Regions from separate parts of the Mus musculus genome. Here regions 1, 2, 4 and 5 are each linked to region 3. A link is a loop called in an ENCODE intact Hi-C map of the cell type or tissue named here. Cell type or tissue: left cerebral cortex. All regions are shown on one strand. Region 1 has its middle 120 kb from the start of Zfp120. Region 2 overlaps Syndig1 (synapse differentiation inducing 1). Region 3 has its middle 140 kb from the start of Cst10. Region 4 has its middle 110 kb from the start of Zfp120. Region 5 holds the start of Syndig1 (synapse differentiation inducing 1).

Region 1 (5,000 bases), 470 kb after region 3:
ACCTTTGCTGGCTCAGCCTATATTGCTCGTTATTATTGCCATCTTCTGAAAACAGTATATCAGATCTTTCAGTTGTCCCTTGCTGCTGTCCCTTGTCAATCTTCAGTGATACCAGTGACCTCTTTGATTTTTGCCTGGAGTGCAGTAGAGAAGCCATCATCAGACAGGGGCTGAAGCAGCCCTTACCTCCTTGTCTCCCATCAATGGCAGGGAAACTGTAAAGCCACAGTACTCAAGTGGGTTTCTTTTTTTTTTTTTTTTTTTTTTTTCCTTTTTTTCTTTCCTGTCAGTTTACTTGAAATTCATTGATTTCCCCCAGGGTTGACTGCGTTTGCAGCCTGTGGGTAATGCTCATCGGCTGAGGCCTTCATTTTCACGGTGTCTTGCCTGCCAGTCCTACCTCGGGAGCTCTCTGTTTTTCTGCATCACAGAGTGCTGGTCAATGGAATGCCTTTACAATGGGATCTGCACAAGTGTCTAGAATGATGTGCAGGAAAGACCTTCACTCAATGTGTGCTGAATTTGATTAATTTGAACTTGTGATTCTATACACAGTCCAGGGTCTTTCAGTGGCCAGAGAGCAATATGTTGTCTGTCCAAACTTCAATGAGAACAGCCAGAGAAACAGGAATGAAGGCTGTCTGGTAATGAAGAGCTGAGTGCAATGGCATTCAATTATTAATTCTGGGGATTGTTGTCTCAGAGACCCTATCCATTATTCTTATAATAGCAGGGTGGTTTTATAGCCTCTATATCTTGGGTCACCTTAGAGTCCTACAGTCAGTCTTTTTTTCTTGGAACAACCACTAATGAAAAGAATTTATTCTAAATTCTAAGTCTGCTAGAAATTTCATTTTAGGCCATATGAGGCAACAGCTTCACCAATCTAAAGGGCTCATGGGCAAAAAACAGCCAGTTCTGAAAATGGTTGTATCACACATAAAAACATGGAGAATCAAAGACCAATTACAGAAGTGAATGCCTCCCTACTCCAGTATGCACATATTATTATAAATACTGGGATTATGAACATGGTATAATCATAATTCAGTCAGATCATTTTTTTACCAGGATGTGTGGGCTCCCACTGGGCCTCTTTTCTTCCCATCCTTGGACTTCCAGACTCCTCAGTGTTCCACACCTTTCTTTGCCCCATTCCTATATTGCACAGGTACCTTATATGCAGGAACATGCCCATAAATATATGTCATTATAGACATTTCCATGAAGATTCCAGGATCCAAACCAGACCCCCTGTCTCTTCCCTCTTTGCTCTGGCCCAAATGGGTCTGCATGTACTCATACCATATATGTTGCTTATCAAAGTTAGACTATTAATCTTGCCTTGGGGACAAAAAACTGCTTTAAGAAAAAAAGGAACAAACAAGCAAACAAACAGTGGACATCAGCTATGCAAGGTTCAGAGCTGCAACAGTGAGTAAAACCCACATGGCACAGGTAACCTATGCTATGATCCATGTAAACCTGGTTCAAAGCAAGAAACAGCAAGTATGAAGTATGCGCAGGTGAAAAAGTAGTAACATGAGACCAAAGAATACCACACACACTTCAAGGAGGTGGTAGTTCTGTCCGAGAGGAGGCATGAGGCTGGCAGGCAACAGAAGCATGACTGGAATGCTGTCAAAATCCAGCTCTTGGGATGAGTGGAGTTCACACTACTTCTAATCATTTTAAAGTGTGTGCATTCACCATACACAATGTCTTTTGCATGTGTGTATGTGGGTTGTGCTTATGCATGTGTATGTTCATATTTGTACATATTTGTACATGTGTGCACATTGTATGTGTACCCCATTTGTACCCATGTGTGTGTGTGTGTGTGTGTGTGTATGTGTGTGTAGACCAGTGCTTGAACTCAGGTTCTCCTCAGTTGTTCTCTGATTACTTACTGAAGCAGGGTTTTTCTGCTGAACTCAGAGCTCAAAGATTCTTCTAGTTGACCTACCCAGCTTGCTTCAGGAATCCCCTGCCTTCACCTCTTAAATGCTGGGATTCTATCAGGGAGACTATGCCTATCTAGCTTGAATGTGGGTGCTGAGGATTCAAACTCTGGTCTTCATACTTATGCATTAAGCACTTTATCTAGTAAGCCATGTATCCAGCTTAATACACATTTCATACATGCATGTGCATGTACACACAGGCAAAGGCACAGTGCACACCATATGAGTGAGGTTCATGTGTGTGTGTGGATGTGTGTGTGTGTGTGTGTGTATGGTATGGGTGTTCATAGTCTTTTCATTTAGTATGAGCTAGGAACTTTTATATATCTCTGTTCTCAAGTCCCAGCAATCTCCATGTTTTTTTTTCTTTTCTTTTCATTGTAATGCAGCAGCTTGAGACATAAAATTTAAGGTCAGCAGACATGAACGGCAAAGTCCCATTCACCAACATAATCACACATCTCTGAGCCTCGCTTTCTTCATCTTCAAAGTAGGAGAGGCAAACACCTGGTACAGTAGCACTGTAAAATGACAGGACAGACAGGCATAATATAGGGGCTCCTGAGGAACAGCAGTGACAGTTATAGTGTATGTGTGATTCTCATTCCCAGCCCTATAGCATGGCTGCCCACAACTCTGCAACTCCCTCTGTACTTGACTTACTTTGGGGAAAAGATGTGTAAGGCATATGTACTTAGATCTGATTAAATCTGATCCCATTAATAATGCCCTTATGAAATATGCATGTGGGAAAGCTATTTTTACATTCGACAAGGAAACTGAGGCACTCGAAGTTCAGGTGTGGATTCTACACCACAATACTGCTTCTCTTCTCACAAAGGAGCAATACAGACCCCCAAAGGCTGCTGCCCACATATGCAAATATCAGCACAGCTACAAAAGGGAAAGACCCAGTTCAAATGTTCAGCCAAGGGCATCCAGCCCCTGCTGCTCATCAGTTCCCCAGAGCTGCTGTCAGCCTTTTAGAGATTCTGGCGGCTGCTACCAGGGAACTGGAGAAACTGCTGTACTGAGAAAAATGTGCGCTTGAAAGAAGAAACCTCTTCTTGGAAGAATTTTGGTTCACAACACAGCTGTGCCGACCTTCCTTTCATCTCCAGAAAGTCACATAGGTGCATGGTACTTCCCTGAGGTTCCTGCTGCAGGGTAGGACTCAATGTCTACAATGGCTGTGGTTGCAGCAGTAGTTCCCATTACCTACTCTAGTGAGCTGGAAAAATATTGATGACACGAGAAAACCAAGCAGGGTTGGGAAGGTCAATTCTTGTGTTAGAGACATGTTAGGAGGGGGAGGAAAGAAAAGAAAAATGAAGCCCTGGGTAGCTGCCCCTGCAGCTCCCTTTATGGATTTGGTTCCAGTGGTTTGCTTGAGAGACAATCCCAGGAAGCACAGGGGAAGTGGTGTGAGGCCCCAAAAGGGCTGAAGCTAGGAGAGGCTGCCTGTAAAATCAGGCAATGGCCATGAATAGATGAGGTTTACCTCACCAGGGACCCTGAGGGCCTATAGGCCACACCCCCAAGACCCACTGTAGGAAGGTGGGGCAGTTGTCCACCGCTCTTGGCTAGAGCAGCTCCCTGGGTCTTGCTGGCTTAATTGTGTGTCTGGCTGTCCTTCATCATTTGCAGAGACAGGGTAGGAAGGGGTAGAAATGAGGGACTCATCAGCCTTTTCAGAATAAGAGCCCAAGGAGTACAGCAGGATTGGCTTCTTTTTCTCGGAGAAGCCTGGACAGGAAACAAACATGGTTTAACATATTGCTTCATTTTTCTAGCTTTAATCTCACTAACACCCATTTGAAAGAGTGAGCAGAAGATGGCATCTCTTTTCCCTGCCCCCACCCCTTACCATCATATTTGGAGGGCCGGGAGACATCACAGATAGGCAGAGGCCAGAGCCAGACTAATGAGACCTGGAGGTGTCACGGATGCTGAACACACACCAGACCTCAGAACCATTTTTTGGAATCCTTTGCCACTTCTTGGTGCCATGACAGCACCCAGCTTCCACTCTCTGGGAACAGAGGCTGCCAAGCCGACTCCTTTCTGTGGAGCTTTTAAAGAACACATTTTTTTAAAACTTCCTACCTATCTTTCTCCTTTACTGTGAGCCCAAGACTGTACAATTGCAAGAGTTTAAACAATATACACTGATAAGTAAAAACCACCATAGGCAACGACAGTTCATTAACATAACCCACATACTTGAAGGTGTGGAGGAAGCCCTGGGAGAGTGAAGTCCTAAGTGAATGTACATTGTTGACTTGGGCACAGCCATAACAAAGACCAAGGCATTGGACCCATGGCAAATTGGCAAAGCTATCCTTACATGGGCCATGCCTAAAGTTTTAAAACCTTCTTTTCCTCTAGTCTAACTACAAGTTTTACAGACAATTGATCAGTGTGTACAAACACTAGCAACTGAATCTTCTTCCTTCTCCTATATGTTAACTGTCTGAGACTGGTTGTCTACAGAGACTAGACATTCCTGCCCCAGTGCTGTACAAAATAAACATGCTGAGGTTGGGGGTATGTTAGTAGGTGCCACTCCATCCAACTTCATACGCCCAACCTGACCCCAGCTTTTCTGTATGTATGTATGCCTGTCCTTTCTTTATTCTTTTGTCACCCTTCATCAAAATTTCAGGACCCAAGCCATGCAGAATATAGCAGCTTATGTTCCTTGGAGCCACTGCCTGCCCCACCCACCCTCCATGAGAGCTACTGGTCATTATTCTTATGCTTATTTCTGTAATAAGAAAGCTATATGAACAAGTCATGGGAAGTAAGCCAGAAAGGAGCTCTCCTCTATGGAATGGTACCTCTAAAGGTATTCCAGAGTACCACATGACCAGTATTAGAGACTATGTAGGCTTTTGAGTCTGGCGTTCCACAACCTACCTTCAAAATGCTTCCAGATCATTGCTGGCAACAACATTTATCCGTTTTCAATGCTGAGTAGTGCTCCAGTTTGTGGCTATAGAATGTTTATCCACTCACCAACTAAGCCAGTTTGAG
Region 2 (5,000 bases), 330 kb after region 3:
CTTGGATCCTGTAGAGGATCATGAGCCCAGGGGTCATGGTTGGGTCAATGCAAAGAGATGGTACATATGAAGGTGCAGAAAAGCAGAACTATTGCACATTTTATCTCTACTTCATTGGATCTCTATGCCAGACTTCACATTTATCTCAGGTCACAAGTAGTGAGCTGTATTTCTAATGGGAAGTCATGCAGAGCAGAGATCTGAAAGGAGACTATGAGAAAGAATGGTTGGATTCCCCTTCAGCTTTTTGTCTCTAGTTACTCAACCATAAGCAACTGAATTTACGTCGCTGAACCCCAGATCCTTCCTTGAAAATCATGATGGTGATAACAATGTACACTCTACAGAATGGTGGTGACATACTCAGTTGAATGTGGCTTGTCTGGTGTATCTTTGAGATCATACATCCATCAATCCATACCTATCTTATAAAATTAGTAGAAGATTCTCTGGTGTTTCATCCAAGAGAGTTTTATGAACTAGAATAAATAAAGCTGATAGTTCAGGTGTGAATTATAGACACTCACTTTTGTCATTCCAGAGCATCTTGCCACTAGTGATCAGGGCTTTCTACCTGAAGCTTATTTTCATTGGAAGACTTGTTTTCAGTTCATACTGGTGAGCTATCAGGATTAGAGAGAAAAAGTCCTAGGGATAATTTCTATCAACAATTGGCAGGAATGTGGTAAACAGGTGCCCAACTCTTACACTTCAATGGAATTCCCGAGTGTTTGTTCTGTGTTGTCTTCTAGACTCCCCACTGTCTCCAGCTTCCTGCAGAACCTGACTGAATGGCATTTCCCCTGAACTTCACACCTTATCTACAGCTACCTGCCCCTCTTTCTGAAACTACTTCCTAAATAAAGAACAGTCAGCCCTGTAGGATCTCTATCTTCAAACATTCTGAACCAATCATTGACTCAAAAACATTTAGAAGATAACTGTCTGTATGTAGTAAGCATATATAATGACTTTCCCCTTGTCATTATTCCCTAAACTATAGAAGAGTGTAACACCTTCTTACATAATAGTTATATTAATCATATATCATGACTAAGCTAGAGATGATTTCCAGTATATGGGAAGATGTGTCTAGGTCTCATGCCGATACTGACTTGGCCATCCACTGTCTCTGAAGGTGCTGGAATCAGCTATTGGAAAGCTGAGGAATGGCAGTGTCTACACTAAAGCCCTCTCAGGCCAGCCCCAGGGTAGATGAGGGATGACTATCCATGCCCCAGCTTTCCTTTTATGGGAAGCTATGGCAACGCCAAAGCATGGGGATTGTAGCATTGCTGAGAAGGTGCTCTGTTGGGTACCATCACTTCTTATCAGCAAATGAATTTGTCCCAGGAGAAGCATAACCTGGATGTGGCACAAGGAAGGCAATGCACTTGGGAAGTGGCTTTGCTTCTGTGGGGCTCAGGCTGCTCTGATTTGGGATGAATCACAGTGTTCAGTGAAGGCAGGCTTCTCTGGGTATTCCATAGTGAATCTTCCCCTGCACACTCTGCCTGCCAGGGAAGAGCACTGCCCTGAAATAAACGCTCTCTCAAACTGGAAAACTATTTTAGTGACTTTTAAGAATAAACGTCATTCTTTGAACATCCCGTTGACATCTTTCTTAGGAACATGCAGATCTACTTTCTGGACCAAATGCATATCCTCCATGGTACTTGGCCATCTGGCTTCTGGTTAGCAGGTGTGCAAGCCTGAGGGTGTAGAGGTTTTCTTCTTCATTAGAGAGAATGGAACGTAAGAATGGAAAGGGCCAATGGAAAGTTGTGAATGTTGAATTGTAAGGGTTTGTTCAGAGGCATAGCTCTGGGTGTATGGAAAACACATTCGGGGGATTTTCTGCTTATTTTGACATTTGTCCCACTTTAAACTTAGACAAGATCAGATCTTCAGAAGGAAGGAACTTCTATTAAGTTATATATGATAATCATTCAGGATAATACTCTCATAATTGAGCCTGACAGCACACATGACTGGTTAGATTCAGCATGAGGGCTCATAAGTTTTGTCTTTAACTGAGGCAGGTGAGTGGACAAACCTCATCATTTCTTCTTGCCTGCCCTTTCCTGATGACCATCGTGACAGGCTGGTTTTATTATATTTCTGGCAGGGGCAGCATGCCAGTGAACAGAGAAAAGGCTGGGGAAGGGGTTGCTTCTGTCTGGTACTTGTCACACGGAGAACAACAGATGTAGAAATATGACAAGATGCACAGATGATGCTAAAAAGGTAGATGGAAAACATCATGGAAAAATGAGATTAAACCAAAGGGAGGTCAGTATCCCAAATATATACTCTGATGTCCAAGGCTGGCTGTGAGCTCAGCAGCAGCAGCAGTGCTGGGAGACAATCAGTAGCATGACTCATGGTGTCCAAGTGGTAAAAATAGACCAGAGACTCATGAGGAGAGCATCTCCTTCTGCTCTTGATATGAGGTGCAATGAGCACCATCCCCAGAAACACCCACTGGAGGTGCCTCCCAACCCACGCACTCCAGGCTCCCTCCTGCTGCACGGCTTCTCTATGGCTCTTATCCATGTCTCTCCTTGCTAAATTCACCATCCGCCTCCAAACTTTGGATGGAGTGCAAGCTTTACACAGATAGGGGCTGCTCCATCTGGATCTCTGGTGACCCTAGAAAAGCACATATCTAAGAAGTTACTAGGCTGGTGGAATTTCTCAAAAGCCATTCCTTGCAAAATGGATCTACATAATGCATAGAGAGTGGCTTACACCCTGAGCTGTTCTTCCATTGCAGTCTGGGTAGCTTGTTTTAGCACCTTATAGATTGTAATCTAGGGAGCAAATGCAGGTGGAACATTAATAAAGGGACTAAATCACTGACAGGCTTTTTTAAAACGAGACATTGGTAGCTGGGTGTGGCAGTACTTGTCTTTAATCCCAACACTTAGGAAGCAGAGGCAGGCAGTTCTTTGTGAGGTCAAGGCCAGCCTGGTCTACATAATGAGTTCCAGGATAGGCAGGGCTACAGGACTCCACTTAAAACTTAAGAAAAGGTTCAGACATTCAAACTATGCTCTCCACCCCAGCAATGGGTTTCTGTATCTAAGGCTGTGAGCTTCATAAGGCCTGAGTCGTGGAGCTTTATTATCCCTGTGGTGAAAGGGACAAGCTGTTAGCATTAAGTTCTTTTGAAAATGGAACAGCATACATACTTTCAGGCCTTTGCTTTGTGAAAAATAATTCTTCAGAAAATGTCAAAGTGGTCAGGCATAATGACCTATGCCTGCAGTCACAGCTACATGGAACATTGTGGAGCTCTTGAACCCAAGAGACTGAAAGTCACCTGGATGACAACAAGACCCTTCTATGTTCCCAAAGTGAAAGAGGGACAGTGATGTTGGAAAATAGTAGTCTGGGACCTGCAAAGAGTTTGATTAAAAAATATGCATGGGTTGGTGAAGGAGGGTAACATAAACCATGGTAGCGCCTTTGGTATGTACTTCAGGCACAATGCCACTGCGGAAATTAATTCAGGAGTGACACACAGTCAATTCTATTTCTAAAAGACCTTTGAGGTTGTTGCCCAAAGCAAGCATGTAAGCAGGATGGTGCTTGTGATGGGGACCTGGAAGAGGGTCTGGTTGTGTGGTGGTGGTATCCTGATCATAAACCCTAGGCTTCAGAGAGATGAAGTATGGAAGAATTTGAAATCTCTCATGTAAAAGAAGGGTATAGGTCTGTAGGGCAACCTTGCTGGAACAAGATAACCATAAGCAACTGCAGCCATGGCCCATGGGTGACATATTTCTGAGAAATTAAGCAGAGTGAGGCATGGGGAGACTTCTTTTGGTTCTTTGATGTCTAGACTCCCTGCAGTGGGAGGAGAGAAGAGAATCAGGAATGCATCTGTTAGTCCTCACCCCTCACCTGCCCCAAACAACATCACCCCAGCAGTTCAATTTGGGGTGGATGCCAGGAATTCACGTAGAATTCTTAGATGTCTAATTTGTATATTAGTACAACTATCACATTTTAATGAAATTTAAGTGAAACATGATCATAAGGAACCTTCTGTCTCAACTACTCTCCTGCTGCCATAAAATACTCAGATAAAAACATCTTAAGGGAGAAAGGGTTGTTTTGACTCATGGTGCCATGTCCCTTATGGCATGGAAAGGATGCAGGAAGAGCTTGAAGCAGCTGGTTCCATTGCATCAGCCAGCAAGAGGCAAAGAAGATAAACGTGTATGCTTAGCTTGCTTTTTCCTTTATATCCAGTCCAAGATTCCAACCTATAAAGGGATCCCAGTCACATTTAAGGTGATTTTCCCCACTTCAGTTAATCTCATCTAAAGAATCCTTCACTTGCTTGCCCAGAGGCTTGCCTTCTAGGTGGTTCTGGATCTTGTCCCATTGACAGTTACTATTAACCATCACTCTGTGTATATATTTGTTGATTCAGGACTGACTCTTCAAGTCTGCCCCAGGTGTTTGTGCTGTCTGGGTGTTTTCCAGAGCTCTTCTAAAGGGACTGGCCCTAGACATCAGGCCATGAGGCCTGGGATCACTTCAAAAGATCGAAGACCCAAGCCGGGTGTGGTGGCGCACGCCTTTAATCCCAGCACTCGGGGAGGCAGAGGCAGGTGGATTTCTGAGTTCGAGGCCAGCCTATTCTACAAAGTGAGTTCCAGGACAGCCAGGACTATACGGAGAAACCCTGTCTCGAAAAACCAAAAACCAAAAAACAAAAACAAAAACAAAAACAAAAAAAGATTGAAGGTCCAAATGTTGGTAAGCCTCTAAGTAACAAGCTAGACTTCACCACTGTAGCACCTGAAGCAACATATTAAATATTTTCTGGATAGTAACATGTCAGCTAAAGAGTGGGGACACTTAACTGCCTCCCTCTCCCTATTCTATGAAATCCTCTGGTCCTATAGTAAGTGTAGGTCACCTGTATCTCAGTATTGCTGATGGGAGGTCCTTTACACACAACATGGTCCAGAATGACAGATCTG
Region 3 (5,000 bases):
TGCACCACTCCAGATAGCAGGCCATGTATCTTGCACATACAGCATAGAAGAGCTGGCCTTGGTGCCAAGGGTACGGTTAAATTGCCCAAAGATGTGAATGTAGAAGAGTTGACCCCATTACTAGTTTGCCATGAGGTGGTTTGGGTGAAGGAAGATGTCCCCTCTTCCCTTGCTTGAGGCAATCAAGAGAGCTGACCCCAGGGTCATGAGAGTAGGTGAGCTGGCCCTGTACATCACTGGCTACAATACTCAGAAGTGTGGCCTGGGCTACCCTGATAGCACTACATAGTAGTGCTAGCTCTGATCATAGGGGAGCCAATGAGCTAGCCCCAAGGACAGACTGAGAGAGAGAGATGAGCTCTACCACTAGTCTACTGTGGTGGTGGTTGTGGTGGAGGTGATGGTGGTGGTGGTGGTGGTGATTGTGATGGTGTGTGTATGCCCTTGTACTTTATCTTGAGGGTAGACATTGCAAGGGCAAAGGCAAAATGAGGGGATAGGGAAATGAGGGAACTGGGGTGCATGATGTGAAACTCACAAAGAATCAATGAAGAGCTAAAAACCAACCAACCAAACAAACAAATAATTTCTCATTCCCTATGAAGTGAGAGCTGGGTTTTGGATCAACACCATGGAAAATATTGCTGGTGAGTTGGTACTCATTCCATTTTTTGATTTCTATAACCACTGGAACAAGTTTACTAGCATCTAGAATCTTTTGGTCTTTTGGGATTTCCAGCACCCAGCATGGTTTCTAGCCCATCAATGCTGGTTGATAGAGTTAGTAAATTAATAAAACTCAAACACTTGAAGTAAATCTATTAAAACTAGTTGAAGGACCAGAAAAGGAACTCAGTGAGTCAATACTTGCTACTCAATCCAGGCAATATTAGCTTAATTATGGAGCCCATAAAAGTTAGATATCATAAACCAATTCTACAGAGTTGTCTTTCCCTCCAAAACTATGATGTAGTATACTATAATAATTATTATTTTTATACATTATTTAATTTATAATTAATGAAGATGAATATTTAAATTACAATAAACCATTATTGTTTATTATTATTATTATTATCATCATTATTATAAATAAATGAGGCACTTCACACACACAAAAGTCATTCCCAATTTACAAACTGCGATGTGGCTGGCCAGTAGAGAGGTGGTCTAGTTTTGATTCCCTGATGCTATGATTCCACACTGACCAGAATCAACTTATGGGAACAAAGGCTTATTTCATATAACAGTTAACCAATCACAATCAGTTACTAAAGAAAGTCAGGCCAGGGACTCAAAGAAGGAAACTGGGTACAAGAACTGAAGCAGAGACCATGGAGTAAGAATGCTTACTAGCTTGCTTTTCATGGCTAGCTCAGCCTGCTTTTATATAAAAGCCAGGACCACCAACTCAAGAAAGGCACAGCTTACAGTGGATGAGCCCTCCTGTCATCAATCAAGAAATTCCCACACTGGGGATGGACACCTGATGGAAATAATTCCCCAATTGAGATTCCCTCTTCCAGGTTACTATAGTTTGTGTCAACTTGACAGAAACCTATCATTACAAGAAGTGTGATAACCACCTCTGCCTCCAGACCAGGATGGATGGCCATTTGCATGCTCTAGAGCCAAGCCGTGACACTCTTGAAGTGAGGCGCTTCATTGCCTGCCTGGTGGAGCCGAGAGAAGCACGTAGATCTCAAGCACATAAATCTTTAATTAGCCTTTCACCTCCTTTCTTATTTCAAAAAGCATCCGAAATCGTCTTCACATCATCTGAATGAGCTGAGTAGGGTAAGATCCCTGTGTAATTCACTCATCTAAGGGCCCTGAAGCCACAAAGTCCAGCAACTACACAACTAAATTTTATGAAGCCCTAAAAATGTCCGATTTCATCATTACCAATGGTTTGATTTCTAAAATGTCAATGAAATTCTAAGGAAAACAGGAACAGAATTTGTCTTCCCTGAAATTGAATTCTTATTCAATAGATAAGTCTTACTGATGCTGAAGTAGTTTTATGAGGCCTGCATAGTAACAAAAAGCCCACAGACAGAAAAGACAAAGACAGATGTGTTCTTTGGCATTTTATACTGAGACAGTAAGGAAAATGAACAATGAGTCAGAGGTTCTGTCAAGGCTTCTGGGAAAGGTGTAAAGTTGTGACTCAAAATTATGACTATAAATTAGGTGTAAGCCTCATGAACATGGGCCTCAAGTCATGTCCCTATTACCTTGCAGACACAGATCCTGAAAGGCTTGGGAGAGTTCAGAGTGCAAAGGGAAATGACAATTTGAAGAAATATAGATTGCAAGAGGCTCCAGGAGTTAGAGACTGGAGCACAGGCTTGCCTGGCACTCACCCTCAAAGCCTACTTGGGCAACATCTTTTATGCTTCAGCCTTTCTATAAGAAACACTCCTTCAACACCAAACCCCAACACTATTGCTGCTGCCAAGAACTGCTTGCAGAGAGGAGCCAGTAGGTCTGTCCTCTGAGAGGTTCTGCCAGGACCTAACCAGGACAGATTCAGACACTTACAGCCAGCCATGGGACGGAGCCCAGGGACCCCAGTGGAAGAGATAGGGGAGGACTGAAAGAGCTGAAGGGAATTGCAACTCCATAGAAAGAACAGTATCATATAACTGGACCACACACAGCTCCTAGGAATTAATCCACCAACCAAAGAGTGTACATGGGTGGGTCCATGGCTCCTTCTACATATTTAGCAGAAGATTGACTTATCTGGAATCAGTGGGAGGGGAGGTTTGTTGCCCCAGTGAAGGAAGATGCTAGAGTGAAGGAGGGTATGGGTGGGTATGGGGGTGGGTGAGTGACTGAGTACCTTCTTAGAGGCAAAGGGGAGGGGGAGGGAATGGAGAAGAGACCAGGAAGGGTAATACCATCTGAAATGTAAATAAAGAAAATAATCATTAAAAAAACACTCCTTCTCTAAGGCTCCAACTCATCTAGCCATCCTATGTACTTAAACACAAGAGACTGGAAGGATATAAGTGTATACTCATTGCAGATCAACCTCATAGGCTCCACAGTGAGAAATTTTGAGCAATACCCTCTCCAACTCTGAGGTCTTTGTACAACCCCCTCCTATTTGTAGGTGTGGTATATACCAACAATGTCATCACTGAGTGCCAACATTTATCAGTGACTGGAACATAACGATTAGCCAATAAATATAAGCTGAACCTGCTTATATTTACATAGGTGAATGAGTGTGTCTGTGTCCACTGTGAACTGAAGTCATCAGAAAAGCAGTACATTGAAAGGTAACTAAAAGTTTTATACAACCAAGAAGTAGAGTATTTATTGGTAAGAGAACTTTGGATCTTCCCTAATAAGGGACTTAGATGCTGGACAGCCTATCTTCTCTGATTTTCCTGGATATAGTTGCAGTCCATTCCTTTTGGAAATCTATGAAATGTGAATGTTACTCTCACTGTCTATCTTTCTGTCTCTCTATCTCTGTCTCTCTCTGTCTTTCTCTGTCTCTGACTCTGTCTCTCTGTCTCTGTCTCTTTGTCCCCTCTTCTCTCTCTCTCTTTGTGTGTGTGTGTGTGTAAGGCCACATGGACACATATTATACTTTGTTAATGCAGGTGAGCTAATGACAATAGTGACTTAGAGAAATATTGGTTTGATGCTTAGACTCAACATTTTACAAGTTGCTACCATCATTTTATTCCTGTAATACTTGTAGGCTGATGATAAAAGTCTGTACTTTCCCCCTTTTCATTTTAAATTGATTATACTCTCAATTTTACCTCTCAACCCTTATATCTTTTCTATCTTTGATCAAATGAGTCAAAATGTGTTCAAGGTTATGTCAGGATCACCAGTGCTTTGTTACTATACTGCCTACTATATTCAGGATGAACCAAACAGAGGATGCCCATAGTGAAAATTAAAGTCCACACACACTTTACAGTTAGCTCTTATTCTATACTTTCTATCTCATCAAATAGTGTACTATGGACCTGTGTGATCCAAGCCAAAACTAAGAGGTTATATCAGACTAAGGATACCTTTGTTCTGAGATGTCCCCCCCCCTCGCCTTAACTCTTCTAATCCCTTTCCATCTTTCCCTTTCATCCTCCTTCTGTCCCTCTCCTTTTTATTTCCTTCCCTCATCACACATTTAGAGTTCACCACCCACATTGTGAGCAGTGGAGGCAGACAGCCAGTAGCTATCATCCCTAGTTTTTTCTCTTAAATTAACATCTAATTAAAAGGCAACTCATGTTGGCTCAATCTTTAAAACAGTTCCCAACGTGAAAATGTTTTGCCACATCCAATCCCTAATATAGGCTACTTCACTGAATTTTCTTTCCTGGACCTCAGCATCCCTCCTCTTTCTGCTCTACACTCACATTTTTAAGTGACATCTAAATGAACTTCTAAGTGTATAAACCTAAGCATTGCCACTTCACTATCAAACCTCTTCAAGGACCCCAGTCATCCTTGAGTACTCTTGAGTACAGTGACGATATTAAAATAGAGTCAGAGTACTAGGCTTCGTTCATTATCAAATGCTATTTAAGAAATCAGACCCAAACCCAGTGTGTTATTGTCATAGTAACAGTAAGCTATTTGTCTTATGACTTTCATTGCTTAAGGACCTGGAAAGTGATAGAGTTTATGCAGTTCTTGCTGAGGGTCTCCCACGTTGCTTCAGCTATAAGCCAACTGGGCTGCCAATGGCTTCACTGCTTTGCTAGGGATGCAGGTCCAGTGTAAGGAAGTTTCCTAATCTCGGTAGGGCATTTTTCTGACTGCTAGGTACTGGCTGGGTGCCTCTACTGCTCAAATGAGAGTGTTAACATAGCAAAAATCATGTTTAAGGCCTAAGTGTCTATGATCTTACAGTTGTCCCAGAATCTCACATGCAAGACTAGAAACTCAATTTTCAGTCAACAGGTATATCTGCACTGACTCCTGATCTAATCGTAGGATTTCTTCAACTCCTGTGACCCCATAAG
Region 4 (5,000 bases), 480 kb after region 3:
ACCTCTCTCTCTCTCTCTCTCTCTCTCTCTCTCTCTCTCTCTCTCTCTCTTTCTCTCTCTGTGTGTGTGTGTATACATGTGTGTTAGCACTATGAATTATTTAGTAATAATAATATAATAAAGCAAACATGAATTGCTATCTAGAAATGAGGATGCATTTGCCATAAGAGACACGTAGAGTGATGTTTCCTAGATGAGCATTTTTTTAAATCTCTCAGAAGTCCTTAGCAATGGCAGGTACTCTGACCACAGGGATTCTCTATTATGCGCCCAAAGCAAGACAGTAAGAGGAGGGTGAGCAGTATCAGATGCTAAAGGTGGCATGCATCCCCATGTAGAATCAGTTCTTCAAGCTCACCATTTCCATTTGTTCCTTCATCCTGTGGATCCTGTGATGGAACAAAGCCCCAGGATATGATATGATGGAAGAATCCTTACCTGATTGTACACATTGAGATTTCTCTAGGTTTTTTTTGTTTTTGTTTTGTTGTTGTTGTTGTTGTTGTTGTTTTGGTTTTTTTTTTTTTTTAGCTTGCCAAAGAAGGGGAGCACTTTCTGGAACACTTATTTAACTTCATTCCTCTTCCTTTTTTGGGGGGGGGGGTGGAATATCCCTAGCACAGTGCCACAAACAACTGCCATCCTTGGAGGAAGATAGTTCATAATTCCTGTCAGGTAAGAAAGACACAGGGTTACCAAAGATTGGACAAAAGGTTAGAGTGCTGGAAAGGAGACCCAGAAACACATCCAGAAGTCAGGTATGGAGGACTTGGTACAACAGGTAAGGAAAAGGAATTCAGGATAAAACTCAAAAGGGAAATGGAAGAAGGGGCCAGGGCTGCTTGCAGGGACAGACTTTGCTGAAGGCATGTGAAGAAATGATTCTTGCCAGGACATTTGGGGTGAAAAAAAGCTACCTGTCAACAAAGACATAATATATTGGGCTCTTTAATGAATATACATAACCTTTTGTATTTGGGATTGTGGACCTTTAAGATCCTTTGGCTCTAGCAGCTAGTATTGTCTCAATTGAGATGGGCTCAAGACAGCCACAGAGATTCCTTTGAAGTTTTCTACAAGAATTCTGCTTCCAGAGCCTAGTCATGGCACAATTAAAGCATATGCCTTGCTACAAAAACAAACTCTAAGCTTACAGTTCTCAGCCCCAGGCTCAAAATGCTTTCTCTAGCCCCAAGCCACAGACATATGGACATGCAACAGTCCAACCCTAGAGATCTAGCCTCTCTACATGAGTATCCAACCATATGTTGCCTTAATCTTAGATATTAGGGCTAACAGACCTACATGGCTTCATGGAACAAACTCTGAAAACAATACAGTAAGCCTCTGTGCCTTTAATGAGGAGGACAAGAACAGAAGGACAATAACTTCACTCACAGAGGCTTGCCACCCCACAGATGTTACTTGATGTACATCGTAGCCAAGAATACCTTCCCTACTACAACAGCTGGTGCAGAAATACTGCACATCTGTGTTGATGCCTGAGTCATCCGTATGTGGTGGCACAAGTCAATAGGATTCACTTCTACGTGGTTCCCCCTACTGTGGTAAGGGAAAGTGTTTGGCTAAGGTGTCTTGACTGAAATCTACTCCACTAAGGCATGGTCCCTAACTTTCTCCCCTCCCACCAGTACCACCACCAGCAGCAGCAGCAGCAGCAGCAACTTTTAAGGGTAAGTAAAGAGAAGCATGCCTCTACTACAGCAACCTTTATATATAAGGCCCAACATTAGAAGCGTATGATATAGGTTAGGATCCAATTCTGCTCCAAAATGGGGAATACTGGCTCATCAACCCAACTGTTCTGTGTGGCCTGAGGGAAATACACACCAATTCCAAATTTACCTGAAAACAGACTCATATCTTACTTTCTTGGCACATTTTTGAGACACTAGATGACACAAAGCACAACTCAACTTAATACACTGGCATAAAACTACCCAATACCATAAACCTCTTTGCCAGACCTGAAGCCTGGACAGTCAAAAACAAGCTTGTATGAGCTCTCTGAGCCTATTTTTCTTCTTCCTTTTTATTTAGTTCCTTCTGCCCTCACCTTACCTGGCAGTGTTTCAAGGTACAGATGTGGCAGAAACTGGGAACAAAGCTTACCAGACGACTCATTCTCATCATGGTTCATAGTCATGGAGACCTCCAGTGACTTTTGGAATGTGGCAGGAGGAAAAGATGCCAAGATTGCTTGTGGTAACTGCTATGGGTACCCAGGGCTCACAGCACAGTCACGCACTGCCTGAATTAGACCTGGACATACGGAGCTAATGTGGAAGACAGAGGCCTGTGACCATAGCAACCCTCACCAGGAGCCCCATTTGAGGATGATTAAGACACATTTGCATTAATTAAGCATCCACATGTCTGTGTTGTCCAGGCAGGACAAAGGTCTACAGAGCCTCTCTCTAGCCTTTGTTGCCCTCTACTGGGCTTCAGGAAAGTCTGCTATATACAGGAAATCTAGCCCAGCAGGCAGATTTCTGACTCTGCTCCTTGAATACTCCCAGCTGTCTTTGTGAGCAGTCAGCACTTTGCATGCATATCATCTGTAATACTGTCCAACTGCTGCTTTACCTTCAAACTCACTAGGGGCTCATCATGTAGCTGTCTAACCTCCAACACCACAAACCACTCCTCTGTTTGAACTCTATCATCTGTTGTGGAAAAGGCAGAGTGAGTCACAATTTGTGACATGCAAGGACATGTGACGTTCTGCAACTAGGAACAAAAATTAACTAAAAAAACAAAACAAAACAAAACAAAACAAAACACACAAAAAAAAACCCAAAACAAAACCAAACAAATCAGGTCTCAGAGACATCTTCCAAACAATTGTGAGCTTGGTGTTTGCAGGGAAGTGAACTGGGTGCCAGGGAGAGAAGAAGATACCAAGGAAGGAGGTAGGTCCCTGCCAGCTGAGCCTGGCTTTCCCAGAAGAACCTTACACTCCAACACAAGTTTATCCCTGAAAGTCACCTTTGGCTCCAACAGAGCAAGTCTTACTGGAAGAAGTGGGTTCAGAGATGTGAATACTTAAGTGCAGAAAGGAACACTCTACCATGAAGAACACAAGATGGACTAGATCCTAGGCACAGGGAAGCCCCCCTCTAGGCCCCCAGACTATAGCTTCCCCTCATAAACATCATCTTACTATGTATCCATGCCACAAAAGAACTCTAACACCCTGTTAGCCTCCTTGGCATGGCATGATCTGGTGTTTCCTAAAGATAATACTCAGTCTTCCAGTGCCATTTATGAGTCTAGGGAATACAGGAAGCTATTCCAAGGCTGGGTGGACTGAGTGACAGCAACTTTTATTTGTATATCTTCCCAAATTCATGATCTATGCTTTCCTTTAGGGATAATGCATAAGAGCAACCCCTTAACAGCCTAGCATCCTGAAATGGAGTTCCAGACCCTCATGCCATCCTCCCAGGCAGGTAGTTTGAGTAGTGAGAGCTCATCATGACATAATCAGAGATGTCTAGAATGCCCTGTTAGTACTGACCAGGTGGACAACATAACAACTACTCCCAGCCTCTTCCTCTGGATTTCTGTAGTGTTTGTTTTCAGAAAGTTACTACAGGCTTCCAGAAGGGAGACCAACCCTCGTGGAAGTCTGACTTCCAGAAGGAAGAAGTCCCCCAAGGTATAGAGTCAGAAAAGTCCTGCAGGGGTCAGAGCTACACTCATAGGTGTTGGTCTTTGGCACAGGAAGTCCTTTGGCTAAGGGAAGAAGGTAAAAGGCACAACAACCCTTGCTGGGGCTCAGCCTTTTTGATACAGCCTGATGAAAGATCCTCTTAACTTTTATGTTGCTGATTCTTCAGTTTGTTGCCATTGGCTGAATGATCCAATCTTCTTTACCTACTACTGGAAACTCCAATTACCACTCATGTCTTGGACATGAAGAAAGTCAATGGGTCATAGACCCTCCATGAACCTTGCAATAACTTAGCTTCTTGGGGAACCTTCTTCCTTGCGATTTTCCCCAATCCCAGCATTCTACTGTCACAGGGTATGTCCCTATGTGTCCAACTGGTATTAGCCCTGATGTCACCTTCACCAAAGAATGTTGCCAATCACAACCTTTAAAGGCAGCTGACCAAGGTATATCTACCCCTGTGTTATCACATTGCAATTCTCTGCTGTCCCTGGAAAAGGCTGTCTGTGTCTCCTGAACTCAAGTGGAGTGTATAACATGACCATCCAACCTATCAGCATACACGGCTTATGGACCTTTTGCTGGGCACTCGGCTTCTTGGGGTCAGGGATACCACAAGACAACACTACAATCTGTTCTGGATACAAACCTCTGACCTTCTTAGTCATGAGTGTTGTAAATATCCTTGACTAAATCAGGGTTTGGGGTGGGTTATCATGCAGTCACAATATCTAAAACAACCTATGCTTCCCAAGGATATTTTTTGCTTATTATACAGCCTGTGGACCATGAGTTTGATAGAATTGTTGTTAATAATAACTAGAGGTGATATGGCAGTTCACTACTCTTTGGATCTTTGGCTTTGTGTGTGTGTGTGTGTGTGTGTGTGTGTGTGTGTGTGTGTGTGTGTATACTAAAACATTCATTGTGATCCTTTCATTATAGAGCACTCTTCTGGCATATTTTTGGCAAGCTAGGTTTTCAGATAAAAAAAAAAAGATTTTCTGTTCAGCTAGTTTCCCAACAAACCATGGCTTAGGAGAAAGACTATGGTTTTTCTGGGTCTGGAAACTTGGTTCTCAAGTGGTTATAAGTACATTATCAGTTCTGTTGCAGAACACCCTGACCATAGCAGAACTGGACAACACTGTGTTATCAGATACAGTATTACCATTAAGAAGGTAAGATGTCGAGTCCATTATACATTTAACAAAAGAGCCTTGGGTTTCATACCTATAAAGCAGACCTTACCCGAGAGTGCTCATTCTAGTGATTTCCTGAACAAAGAAAAACCAAGGAAACA
Region 5 (5,000 bases), 290 kb after region 3:
AAGGAGCTTCTCTGAACACACCTGGGTCCACTAATCAGCTCAACCTCCTTCCTAAGCCATCCAAATCTGATTTTTTTGTTTTCTATGTACAGCTAAAGGTCCCCAGAAGCCAAGTGCTGCACAGGGCTCCCAGGCAGGATTTGAGCTACCTCCAACTCTGACACTCCAAATTCTACTTGGCTAGATGCGGCAGTTTCTGGGGGCAAAATCTTGGTTTTGAGGCAAGGGGCAGGAATCTATACAAGATAGCTATAGATCCAAGGAACCACTAGGGAATTAGCAATGTTGACTCCCCAGGGAGAAAAAGTTTGGGTTTGGGAGAGCTGAAGCAAGGTGAATTTTCCCTTGTTTTGAAAGGGGGTCATTCAGATAAGACAACTTTTGATCCTCTTTTTGGCGAATTTTCTAATTCCTTCTCTATAAAATCTGTAAGGAAAACACGCCCACTCGAGCATGATTTTCCCCAACGTTTGAAATGTAGATTGTCTTCGTAGGCGGCTCTACTAGGGCTCTCCTCGACCTACTCCAAGCCACCACTCTGCCCCACCCCCAAGGCGTCGTCGGCCCAGTTTCCTTCCACAGCAACTACCATGGGGCCACCCGCAGTGCACCTACAATGGTGTTGGTCCGAGCTACAGGCTTGAGTCCCAGAGTACCGATTTCAGGCTGGTCTCTGTCTTTATTCCTTCTGCTGGTCAGGACGTGGGTCTTTCTCTGAACCTACAGTGTCCAGAGAAACCTTCTGAACCTCAAGTCGACCTGGAGCCTGGGAGGTCTTTTAGGACCAAGGGAAGCCACCGTTTCCACAGTCGGCGGCTAATTCTTGTCCTCCTAGTTCCCAGTGGCAGTCCCCCTTCCCCCATCTCAGTCGCCCCAACGTTTCCAGACACTAGCCCCCGGCCACCCGCCAGCCGCTATCACTGGCGAGGGCACAGCTAGCCTGGAGCAAAGTTAGTGGCCACCTTCGTGTGCTGCCGCTCTCTCTCCCCCTCCTCTTCCTCACGGCCACCTTCTCCCGGGGACCGCGGCCGCATACTCTTGCACACAAGTCGCCAGGCTCCGCGAGACCAAAGAGTGGAACGGCACATCCCGGGTCACCCCTAGTTCAGCCCGCGCCCTTTGTGCTCCTAGGGGCCAAGAGGACCGGGTTCTGGAAGGGTGGCGCCGCAGCCCTGTGTTCGGCTCTCGGGAACTGTGTGCTCGGGGCAGCCCAGGGCGCTGGCAGTGATCCAAGGAGGGGAGCGGCGGGGGAAGCTGCGCGCAGGGGAGGGCAGAGGCGGAGAGCCACGAGCCCAGAAGCAGAGGCGGGCTCCGCACCGCCCCGCGCCCCTCACGCTTCCCGGCTCTCGAGACGCGCGGGCGGCCGCCTGGGCGCACCAGCCGGGTCACCTTGTCCCGGAGGTAAGTCCCGAGCACCAGAGCTGCGCGGGAGGACCCCGGGCCACCGGAGTGGGCGGGTGTGGCGGGCGCGAGAGGATGCCCTGGCGCAGGCGGGTGTCCTGCTCCGCCTCGCAGCGCGCAGACCAGGCGGCGGTGATGGTGTGCCGGCCGCGGTAAGTCCTGAAGGGTCGCAGTGGCCGGACTAGGGAGACACAGTGTCGCCCCGAGAGAGGGGAGATGGCGCCTGACGGGGAAGATGCAGAGAGGACAGGAACTGGTAATACCGGCCCAGGGTGCGACTTGGCGCCTTGCCACCTTGGGTACCCAGGCGGCGTGAAGGGGCTGCTGTGCGACGTCGGTTAGAGCTAGTGCGTCTGTGTCTTGAGTTCGGCAAAGCCAGGCTGCTGGGGGCCAGGCCGGTGTACTGGAACACCTAGATGATACCGACCAGTCCCTGGAGCTACCTAGCTGAGTCCAAGAGGGGCTGGCGAGAAAGGCATCCGCGGAGGTGGCAGTCAGTGAGGTCCACATGGGACAGGAAAGCAAAGGGCCGAGGGGAAAGAGAATGTAGAGTTCCAGAGCATCAGGATTGGGGTGGGTGGGTGCACAATCGGTTACCTGAGCGGAAGACCGGACTTCTAGAACCCTTCACCTCCATCCAAAACGAGACCGGTTTTTATGAGCTGTCCGGTCCCTGGCAGCGCGACAGTCTGCAGCCTCGGAGCCGCCAGTCCTGGCGCCGAGATGGGCGCAAGCAGATGCGATTAAAGGGTTCAGATTCTAATTTTGTTGTCTCTGGGCGTGATTTCTACACTTCATTCGTGTCCTCTCTGTAAATACTGGAGAGAGTGGAGCATCCATGGAGTTGGACACTTTTCTTAAGAAAGAAGGGCTTTGGGCATGTGCCTGTTTTGTTGGACCCTAGCGGTGTGGTGGAGGAACCTTCAGTTGAGCTTTGGGCAAGTAGGATAAGGGTTGGTTGGCTTTACTAAAGGACCACAAGAAGGGGTCTTCTGGTATTCCTCATTTTCTGTGGGGTGTTCTGCTAGCAGAAGCGCAGGCACACGGTGCCTCAGACTTAAGGTGCGCACCACACTCCTGCGGTGTTTGATGTGGAGGTGGCGCCTCTGCGCTGCGGGCAAGAACTGGGTTGCCTGTGTCTTTCATAGTCTCACCAGGGTTTTTGGTGCAGCAAACAGTGGTCTCAGTTTAGCTGTTTGGGGGACGTAGGGGTCTGACAAATACCTAGGGGCTGTTTTTCTGTTTAGAATCAGGCAGCGGGACATGCATCTCTAGGGCCCTCTTCTGCAGAGCCGCGAGGTGGTAACCATCAGGCTGCGAACTGCGCAGACCTGCAGCTTGAGCGGTGTGGGGGATGGAGGGGGGGACGGTGCAGGGGGTAACAACCTCCTAACATATCTCAGAGCCTGTGGATTTTTCTTTGTCAAGGTGTCTGCAGCTTGGGTGTTTGCAGAGAAGTGGTTTCAAAGAGGGGAAAGGGGGTCCTGATAAAAGTGTCTGTAGCCTGGTGTCTGTTTGGAGGAGGGGAGAAGCTGAGGGGAATTTTCAGAGAAGTTGCTCATGCCTTTGACCGCCGTTTCGAAGTTTTAGACCACAGGTGCGGGGCCTGTGGATGTGTGAGAAAGCATCTTTCTTTCCTCTTTGCTTCCTTCTCTCGCACCTAGGAACACTTTAGCCTTTTGCTGGGACAAGCTTGTCTCTGTAAGTGATCAGATGCCCTTCTCACCCTGCCCCCACTGCCTGCCCCTGCAGAGAGGACTCATAGTAAATTAGCTGCCCCTTTTCAGTGAGAGAGGGTACTGTGGTACCAGGGAAGAGGGAGCAGGAAGGAAGCACTTCAAACTTTCCTATTACAGAAATCTTCAATGATATGGAAAGGTAGAGAGATGCCCTTGGCCTTGGCCGCCTCCTCCTTGTTTCTCAGAGTCCTGGAGGCCTTGTTTGGGAAAGACTTCAAAATCTATTCCCAAAAGGATGACTGAGGGGAGGAATATTCGGTGATTCCACATTATACAAATAAATCATAGCATCATTTGGTGTCTGTAAGCCTATACAATTATGAATGTATGAATGTATCCAACAAAGCAAATGTATTGGTTAAAATAATAAATTATATTGCTGTTAAATTGTATTTTTAAAATGAGCTAGAAAAGTAATATGTTTACATACGGGTTTTTCGTGAGTGCTTCATTTTGATTTTAACTTTAAAAAGAAAAAAAATAATTTCTAGCTGACTTTACCTGTCTGCACATGGTCCTGTCTCTGAGAATGATGGCAGTTTATTGCAAGCTGGCCTGGCCATCATAATAATTCGTGTGTGTTTTGTTTCTATGCTGGATTGGATCCCAGGGCCTCACCACAAATGCTAAACATTGCTATACCACTGAGCTACATTCTGGATTCAAAATATGACTGTTACTAATGATCTCAGTAGAGCACAGATGATGTTCATACAAGGAAAGATATTCCTCTCCTCATTTATATCGCAGGGGGGAAAAAAGATAGCCCGCTACTTTTATTGGAAGAACAAGTAGACCATTGCTGGAGGAAAGACAATTACAATTACTGAGGAAAACTGGCCTTTTAAATGTGCTATACCTGTCTACCTGGGGTCTGAGCAAGATTTTAGTTGACTAGTTCCTTCAAGAACAACAAAATAATTTTTTTTAAAAAAATGGTAAAATCTTTAAACCTCAATTTGTAAATTATAAGCAATTAATTTCTTCCTCATTTAACAGTGACCTGGAAGGGCTGCAATGGACTGAACTTGTCCTTCATATTTGCCTCCTCAAATGAGTCTTATTTGCTAGGGAGCAATTGCTTATGTAAATTGTCTGCTGCTGTTGTTGGCAAGGCTCACTGAGAGTGCTGCATGCTCCAGGGGTTCATTAGGAAACCTACGTGGGCATTCCTGTCTCACTTACTGGATCCTAGGAGGCGGTGTGTGTGTGTGTGTGTGTGTGTGTGTGTGTGTGTGTGTGCCATGCCTGCTGGGATTTGGTACCCAGTGTGATTTTAGTACTATAGAGAGGTGTGCCACACCCCAGAGAAGGCTAGGAGAGTTAGCAGGAGGAATGCCTTCCCTTGCAGAGCCCCTTAGTGTACCTCTAAATTTTCTTTGAGATAAAAGCTATTCCTAAAAAAAAATGTCAGTGGTGTTCCTAGAGTTGGGTAGACTTTGAAATACCTTTATGAAGAGCACTGTACAAAGGGATCCTTAGTTATCCTTTTGTTAAGTGAGCACTTTCATCATGTCCTCTCATATAAAACTTTGGTAATTTTGTTTTATGCCAGTGCAGGCCTGTACATCTCCCTTTGTTCTTTTCTAGTCCCCCTGCCTGTTGGAGAATGCAGATCCCTAGGCATAGACTGGCACAGTATTGCAACCTGTGGTTTGAACAGATACCACATTTTTAGAAACACTATGGGAAGGAAGGATAGGGTGTCTACTTGTCAGAATCAGCTGGTAGGAGCAAATGAGGTTACATAGAAATGTTACATGGGGCTGTTTTGCATAAATGTGCTCATGTGAGATGTTTTGAGGGGTATAGCCTATGATCTATTTACACTGTACTGGGGACATTGAGACACAATGTTAA

The links. Peaks named below come from ENCODE experiments on the same cell type or tissue, not always from the same donor. Only the 100,000 strongest peaks of a DNase experiment are listed, where the experiment ranks them.
Region 1: a loop joins it to region 3, with 2.8 times the contacts of the local background. A loop is called at or near these places in 6 of 42 quality-filtered maps.
Region 2: a loop joins it to region 3, with 6 times the contacts of the local background. A loop is called at or near these places in 2 of 42 quality-filtered maps.
Region 4: it touches region 3 in a loop (1.9-fold over the local background); 6 of 42 quality-filtered maps call a loop at or near these places.
Region 5: a loop joins it to region 3, with 6 times the contacts of the local background. A loop is called at or near these places in 2 of 42 quality-filtered maps.

Annotation. Positions count from the first base shown.
Region 1 is chr2:150,013,589-150,018,588 of GRCm38, forward strand. No RefSeq gene overlaps it. Among named protein-coding and RNA genes, the nearest start is that of Zfp120, 120 kb to the right of the region's middle. In left cerebral cortex, no CTCF peak of the experiment used is centred here; a DNase peak (open chromatin) is centred at 2,998.
Region 2 is chr2:149,871,086-149,876,085 of GRCm38, forward strand. The region is part of intron 1 of Syndig1 (synapse differentiation inducing 1); the gene reads left to right. Among named protein-coding and RNA genes, the nearest start is that of Syndig1, 43 kb to the left of the region's middle. In left cerebral cortex, a CTCF peak has its summit at 2,626; DNase peaks (open chromatin) are centred at 1,572 and 2,502; H3K27ac peaks cover 2,106 bases.
Region 3 is chr2:149,538,840-149,543,839 of GRCm38, forward strand. No RefSeq gene overlaps it. Among named protein-coding and RNA genes, the nearest start is that of Cst10, 140 kb to the left of the region's middle. In left cerebral cortex, no CTCF peak of the experiment used is centred here; DNase peaks (open chromatin) are centred at 2,180, 2,396 and 4,208.
Region 4 is chr2:150,021,672-150,026,671 of GRCm38, forward strand. No RefSeq gene overlaps it. Among named protein-coding and RNA genes, the nearest start is that of Zfp120, 110 kb to the right of the region's middle. In left cerebral cortex, a CTCF peak has its summit at 2,456 (motif pointing left); a DNase peak (open chromatin) is centred at 2,435.
Region 5 is chr2:149,829,525-149,834,524 of GRCm38, forward strand. Syndig1 (synapse differentiation inducing 1) reads left to right here and starts at 1,259. Exons shown (of 4, transcript NM_001085521.2): 1 at 1,259-1,401. In left cerebral cortex, CTCF peaks have their summits at 2,310 and 2,513; DNase peaks (open chromatin) are centred at 202, 566, 875, 1,318 and 6 more places; H3K4me3 peaks cover 3,169 bases; H3K27ac peaks cover 2,820 bases.